Regions from separate parts of the Homo sapiens genome. Here regions 2 and 3 are each linked to region 1. The links are chromatin loops, found by intact Hi-C in ENCODE. Cell type or tissue: endothelial cell of umbilical vein. All regions are shown on one strand.

The links. A loop is a pair of places that touch in the nucleus more often than their neighbours do. Peaks named below come from ENCODE experiments on the same cell type or tissue, not always from the same donor. Only the 100,000 strongest peaks of a DNase experiment are listed, where the experiment ranks them.
Region 2: a loop joins it to region 1, with 9 times the contacts of the local background. A loop is called at or near these places in 11 of 110 quality-filtered maps.
Region 3: it touches region 1 in a loop (5-fold over the local background); 3 of 110 quality-filtered maps call a loop at or near these places.

The regions. Positions count from the first base shown.
Region 1 is chr5:113,804,918-113,807,417 of GRCh38, reverse strand. LOC124901047 (a long non-coding RNA gene) reads right to left here and starts at 1,335. Exons shown (of 2, transcript XR_007058906.1): 1 at 1-1,335. In endothelial cell of umbilical vein, a CTCF peak has its summit at 1,053; a DNase peak (open chromatin) is centred at 1,057; H3K27ac peaks cover 895 bases.
Region 2 is chr5:114,448,630-114,451,129 of GRCh38, reverse strand. All of the region lies in intron 3 of KCNN2 (potassium calcium-activated channel subfamily N member 2), which reads right to left. LOC101927078 (a long non-coding RNA gene) reads left to right here. Exons shown (of 13, transcript NR_130785.1): 12 at 2,327-2,500. Among named protein-coding and RNA genes, the nearest start is that of KCNN2, 88 kb to the right of the region's middle. RefSeq lists an enhancer at 1,242-1,311. In endothelial cell of umbilical vein, a CTCF peak has its summit at 1,026 (motif pointing right); a DNase peak (open chromatin) is centred at 1,039.
Region 3 is chr5:114,306,253-114,308,752 of GRCh38, reverse strand. It overlaps a transcript of KCNN2 not described here. Among named protein-coding and RNA genes, the nearest start is that of KCNN2, 55 kb to the left of the region's middle. RefSeq lists an enhancer at 135-963. In endothelial cell of umbilical vein, no CTCF peak of the experiment used is centred here; no DNase peak of the experiment used is centred here.

The DNA of each region.
Region 1 (2,500 bases):
GCTCCATAGAGCTAAGCAGAGAACAGCGCCTGTGATTTAAAATGAGCAGGAGGGTCTACCTTCAAAGCTGTCAGAATTGTTATTATTATTACTATTTCAGCCCTAGTACATCACTGACTGCCTCAATTCAGATACACACACAACTAAGCATGGTGTCTCAGAGACAAGCTAATGGGAACTAGAAGCTGGCCAAAGCTTTCTGTTTCTATGCTTAAGCATGGATCCGCTAAAGATCACTTGAGAACATGATCTGAATAGAAACAGGGCTTCTAGGGCTGATGGGATGGGCTGCTGCCATAGCCATCTGTCCTGTCAATGGCCAGGTTTCACTGAACCAGAGCCAAAGTGACAGCTCTGGGCGCCCCAGGCAGGAAGGACTTTCCTCTCCCTCAAGCCTCAGAAAGGAGGAGGAAAGAGAGCCAGGCCCAACTGATGATGCAATGGCAAGCCCTTAAAAGGGAGAAATGGTAACTTTGTTTTCTGCTTAGGGCCACCCGAGGCACATTTGGCCTGTGCAGGCATAGGTACGGGCTCTTAGTCTCTCTCTGTAATGCTTCTACACTTATGCCTACAAAACACCCATAAGCTCCTTTACTCCTATGTTTTGGGGATACAGAAACCTCACCACTCCTTTCACTTGTAAAGCTCTACTCTCTTTGTGCTTTTCCTTCAGAGTCAATTCACATTTTCCTTGACCTGATTTGTGCTTTTTGGAATATTGGAGAGCTTTCTGAAATGAATTAGATAAGCACAGATTTGTCTCCAAAGATCAATCTGCTACAATGAGCTTCTGCCTCCTTAGCTGAGGCTAATATCTGACACTTCCCTGTAAAAGTGACAGTGCACTTAGTAATCTGTGGAATGCCTGCACACATGAATTGAAAAGATGCTGGCAGGTCCTTCCCTGACCTTCGTAAGTCATCAGCTTGTTCCGTGATTCATGGTATTGAATGGTGCTTTCTTCTTCCTTTACCTTGCTGTAAATGCTATTAATGATCCAGAGAAGTGAAAGCCCTAAATCTTTTTTCAACAGGAAAACAAGAATGGGACAGTAGCACCACCATTCTCAAGCCTGCAGAACTGCAGGAAAAGAGAAAGTGAAAGACAGCCTGGGTAGAAGGAAAAATGGCCTTTTTACTAACACTTAAAGAAAATGTTATCCTACGTTCATCTGAACTGGAGAAGGAAGTCACGTCACTCACTTTATAATTATCATACAAAACAGGAAGTAGAGTTTTATTCATTTCCTATGGAATCTAATCAATGCAAGCAACCCATCTGGATATTCCAGTAATAAAACCATATGAAAGATTTTCAACATTTTGGCTTCCAGCATTCTGGTTATCTACAAAGATCAGAATAGTTGTATAATGGACAAATCTTCACTTTATTTGATTCTGTGTAGATATAGTCTTTTATACTCCTGAAGGAAAATGCTCTGATAAAAGGATAGAATTCCTTCCTGCATTTATTCTTATTCAAAAACTATAATTTCAGTTCCACCACTGCAACTACAATATATTTTCATATGAGTAGCCAAGACAATCTCCAGCCCTTAGTAGTCTCTGGCATATGACACATAACCTTTTCAAAACTGAAAGAAAGTCCTTGAGTTGAGAAGTCTAAAGAACAGTGTTTCTGTCATGGTGTAGACCAGATTGAGAAAATTCCACCCAAGTGGCAGATCCTTGGAGGTATTTCTCCAAGTCTGTGGAGAAGCATAATTAATGACTGGCTCCTTAGAACACAAAAACAACCACAAAAGACCAAGTGATATGTCGGGGAGAAATGTCCCTTCTGAAATACATAATGAGTAGGAAGAAATGCCAGTGAAACATTTCCAATTCATTAAAATACAAATTTCCTAGTGCAAAGAAATACCTAATACAATAAAATTCAGAGGCTATTTTATATTCTCCCACATTGCTTGCTCTGAAGTGAAAAGAAATAATATTTTCCAAATTTTGACAAGCCTTTTAAATCTTCATTGAATTATCTGTATGCTCCAGGTGAGGAAATAATAAAATCATAGATATGACCCGGAAAAGGGATTTGTGGATCACTTAGCCCAACCTGCTCATTTTTAAAATGAGAAAGAGAGACCCAAAGAAGTGAGGAGACTTAACACAAACCATCAGAGTAGTTAATATCAGGTCCAAGACTGAAACCAGGCCTCCTGACCTAGCGTGCAGCTCTACCAACAGCTCCCTCAGTTCCATTCCAGGCTTCCTCTGAAAACCATCTTACCTCCATCTGCTGGCGCCTGCTCTGCCTCACACGTCAGGCTGGAGAATCAGCAGTGAGCAGAGGGATATCCTCCCCTTGGTCTACATAAGCTGTGTTTATCCTGCAAGGCCTATCTCAAGCCTTCCCTGCCTAGTACAGCCACAGCAGTCGCGCTCTCTCCTGAAGTACAGGTAATGATAGATCTCTTTCCTATTGAGCTCATATTCTGTACTGTCACGTCACTTCCCTGATATTGTCATCACCTAAATACCTA
Region 2 (2,500 bases), 640 kb before region 1:
GAATAAGTGACTTCAGCAATGACTTATCTGTCAATAAGTTAAAAGTCTCAAATCTTACACCTATATAACTTTCACTACTATGTTAAAAACCTATAAGAACACAGACGGTATCACTAATAATTTCCCCCAATTTATATATTATTAGAAAATTACATTATTTGAAAATTAAATGTTGATTACTACTGAGCAAAACTATTTTATGTCCTTATTTAAAATGAATTTAGGTCTAAGCTAAGAAAATTATAAACAGGTTTTTGTTATATGTAATATCCAGTAGGTCAATCTGAAGTCAAGTGGGATGTAGAACAGTGTTTTGTTAAATGCGTAACAGATACACAGCATCCCTGGCCCAAGGCAGCAACAAGAAAAAAAATTCTCCACTAATTTCCATAATTCCCCTGGGGGCGGTATTACTCCTGTTCTGAACCACTGGCCTAGAGTTTCAGGGCAGCTGGGACTCTAGTAATGGCCATCAGACAATCTGGAGCTGGCTTCATATCAACACATCTGGAAAGTAGTGAAACTGGAAAATCTTGGAATTTGGCAAAAACGCCTGAAGAGAATTATATTCTCAAGCCCCTGATACTTTCTGGGAAATCAAAAAATATCAAAATCCAGAACAATGTTTTAACCAGGACTAGCATTTCTGACCAAGTTTCTCTTTCCTCCTGTTCCTTTTCTAACTTCCAGACCAGTGGATATTTAAACATTGCGGGGCAACCTCTATTCATTCAGCTCCTGCTGCGTGCCAGGCATCCTGTGCACACTGTGAGCTCCTCCAAGAGGAAACTGGAACCCCAGCAGACAGATGGAGCCATGCTCGACCAGGCCCAAAGATTCCCTTACCCAAAAAACCACTTTTTCAAAAACACTTAATCTAATCCATGTCTGATGTGTGCCAGGCTCTGCTGATAGCAGAGAAAGCATGTTGACACTGGCCTGGCAGACTCTATTTTTAGAAGCCCCCACTATGATTTTCCATGATGGGTAGCGGCCAGCTGACGGATGCACGGCACCTCAGAGGCAAAGAACGGTGTGGCGGGCAGTCACTAGGTGGCAGTGCCACACCAGTTTATCCCCACAGCTGCTCTGCAGAGTTCAGCCAGATCAGTGCTAGAGGAGGGCTGTGAGGTGATGTTGTGGGAATACCCTGCAGGGAAAGCCCCCATTCTGGGTTAAGGGCTCTTCTAAGGGAAGAGTGCGCGCACGCGAGCGCGCGCGTGTGTGTGTGTGTGTGTGTGTGTGTGTGTATGTTTGGATGCTTACTCTATTCTAAATCCAATCTAAGGTAGCAGATCTGAGGAGGCAGCATCTGTACATTTCACCCCTCTGAGATTCTCAAGATCAAAGACCAGATCTTATCTCTTAAATCTGTAAGGAAAAAAAAAATCCCTGTGGATATTTTTAACTAGGCAATGTTGGAAATGAACCTGCATTTGAAGATATAAAAGTCAGGGTCTTGTTCACTTGCTCTGAGACAAGAGGCAAGGAGGAACTGAGCTGGGTTCAGAGGTGCTGCCCCACCTCTTGTTCTGCATGACCCACAGCAGTGCATCCTAATGTCTGAGCCTCGCTTTTCTCTAAGAGAACAGACTGTCTACCTCACCAGGTGGCTGTGAGCACGGAGATAACAAAACGCTACCCAAGTCCTCATCAGTGTACAGACTGTGTGCTCTATATTCAGCAAGTACTCTATTTACGTAAAAGTAGATACAAAGAAAAGTCATTACTTTTGGAAGTGGGCCTTCTTGCACAGAAGCAAGGTGACATACCTGAGGGCTGCTCAGAGTATGCGCAGCTTTGGTTTTGCTCCCTTCTACCCTACACTACGTTTTGCTGCCACTGCCAATGAGCACAGTAACTAGTATGACAAAGACTGAAAAGAGGGCTGGAGAAGGAGAGGAGGGAGAGGAAAAGGTTAGTCAGAGGTCCCTTGGAAAGGCAGGAGCAACATAGGGTGAGGGTACAGCAGGCCACAAAATGAAACCAGGAAGAAAGTGGGAAGTTCAGTGACAAGAAGTCCAAATGAAAAAAGAAAGCTCACGATCGTTCTGTGCCATTTCATTTTTGGGCCCCCTCAGCTGCCTCTCCTACCAACACTAGCACTTCAATCTCCAGGGTGGCAGGCCGAGGGAGGACGTACATCTCTATGTCTAGTATCAGTCACGTATTCCTGAGAATTTTTTGACAGGGCTTCTGTTTAGGGCTCTCAGTCAACTGAGAAAAAAATATGCGCCACTGATCCAAATCAACCAGCTTAAGGTGCCCCATCTACAGTACGCAGTTATCACAAATTGATTCTAAATTTTTAATTTTCAAAATACAGCAAATGAAAATTCCTACGTAGAACAAACAATGACAAGAAGTCTTAGCCTCCAGCACTTCACAGTTTCAAGCTATGTTTCTAGGGAAGCAGAACATTCCTGAATGTCATTGCATTATTCCTCGGGGAGAGATAAGAAGCAGAGTCAGAAAACTGAGCCACCAAACCCAGCGAGCT
Region 3 (2,500 bases), 500 kb before region 1:
ATTAGCTGCGGGCTCTCTTGGTGAGTTGCACAACTATTATGCAACACTTAGCATCTTTCAGCTCCAACTCTCACTATACTCATTACCATTACCACCCATTCCATACTGGCTTTGGCCAGCTTCACACATGCTATGACAGTATCTCAACCTGAACTGTGTGCTATTGCTTCCTGTTCTAGTGGTTCTCTGATACTGAGGTGTGGTAACATGCTTGATACACATATGTAACCTAGAAGTTCAAGAGAATAAATGACCGTGAGGCTACTTTTGACAAATACAGGATCAAGCATCAGTCACCTGCAACATGGCCAACTTGATAATGCAATATTGTATAGTCTCTCTTCTTCTCTGCTTCACTTCCCAACTCCTTCATTCCCACTCTTTAGAATCACTTCCAAATTAAACTGCTCTTATACAAGGCTTCATCTCAAGCTGACTTTAAGGGAGACCAAGGATAAAACAGCAGGTATCAGGATTGGCTGTACAAAGATATGACAATGGGCTTTTGGAGCTAGATCCCCTACCAGTCAAATAGCAATGCAGATCCCATTGTTGATGGTCAGTGGGTGGTGGTAATCCCCAGCATGTGGTGGCATCACAATTGTTCTCAGCTGTGATAAATTGACATGAGCTAGATAGGAGAAACTTCAGCAAAGCCTGATAGGAAAAACATAGTTTCTTCTCGGGAGTAAATAATTTATACAACAAAGGGACTGGCTGACATATGCACATATACATATATATGTGTATGTGTGTGTGTATCAGGAGGAATGAGTAGATTATGTATAGGAGTGGATCATGAGGATTTTTGATTGGGGTATGGGGAGGAATCAAGCTGAATAGGAAGTATAAGGAGGAATTAAGCTGATGTTCAAAGTCCTGGCAGGCACCCATGGATCCAGTCCTAATATGCTGCTGGATGGTTCATTGAAGCTTGGCCTCAATGATGGCCAATATTAAATAAGGTGGAGATGCTAAAACTGTCTTGGCAGATTACTGAGGGTAGATGGCTTGAGGAGGTAGAAATGTTAGAATGAATTTATTATATACGATCAGAGAACTCACCCCTGACTATTTCCAGAAAGGTCTAGATAATTGTCCTTTCATTAAGGTAATCAGGAATACACTGGTAAGAGAATACTGACATCTTTGAGACCACAGTGAGAGTTGTCTCCTATAGGACACAGTTTACTATAAGAGATGTGACCATGGCACTGGGTTTTACAGTATCAATGAGGCTATGATTCTAGAATGGCAAAAGTAAGGTGGGTGGCATTTAAGCATCAGAGGAAAGGTTGACAAAATTATCAGAACAGGCAAGAAGGCCAGACCGGCGTAGCAATCAGACCCACAGGACCTAGCATTACTAGGAGCAATACATATATAAACATACATAATTAGTGTGTTGCTTATTTCTTTTAAACCAGGAGTTGGTGAGCAGAATGATAATGTCAGTTGCTGCAATGCAATAAATCAGGATTCCTCATTCAGTCTCCAGATCTAAGTTAGTTCACAGACTGAGAACCCACTGACTGATGAGGAGGCTGGGAGAACTTGAGATAACCCAATGACACCATAAATGTGTAAATAAATATTCTTATTATCCTTTCTTGAAAACACCTAAAGCCACTTACAGATAACTGCACTGGGTCAAAGATAATATATAGACTTTGCAAGGACTATGGAACACAGGGTCTAACACTGATACTAGGGGAACCAAAACATGATCACAGCCCCTTTATTAAAGCCCCTTTATTAAAGTGGCTCATACCTGTAATCCCAGCACTTTGGGAGGCCAAGGTGGGTGGATCACCTGAGGTCAGGAGTTCAAGACCAGCCTGGCTAACATGGCAACACCTCGTCTCTACTAAAAAAATACAAAAACTTAGCTGGGAATGATGGTGTGTGCCTGTAGTTCCAGCTTCTCAGGAGGCTGAGGCAGAAGAGTCACTTGAATCTGGGAGGCGGAAGTTGCAGTGAGCTGAGATCGTGCCACTGCACTCCAGCCTGGGTGACAGAGCGAGACTTGGTCTCAAAAAAAAAAAAAAAAAAGAAAAAAAAAAAATTTAAGTGTGAACTGATGAAAGGTGGGTAGTAAAGGTACTTCTGCCCTAAATACATTTCCATCAGGTCCTCAGACCCATCCTGTGGTTATTTTCCTGGTCCCTAAAAGTATAATTGAGCTACATATCATTAGTATCTAGCAGAACTCTTACTTTTGTTCTCTGACCAGTAAAGCATGAATCATTTTTGTAGAAAGAGCCAAATGAGAGCCTTATAACCACCCCACCTCCAATTACATAGCAAATTAGAAACAATGTCATGTTCCAGAATTGCAGAGATTAGTATCACTACCAGGGACTTTAATTCAATTTATCTGTTTGGCCTCTGCAAAACCAGATACAGCATGATACATGATAGTGGGCACCTATAAAGTTAACCAAGTAGTAGCCCCAGTCACAGCTGCTGTGCTGAATGTGCTATCCTTATTGGAGAGATC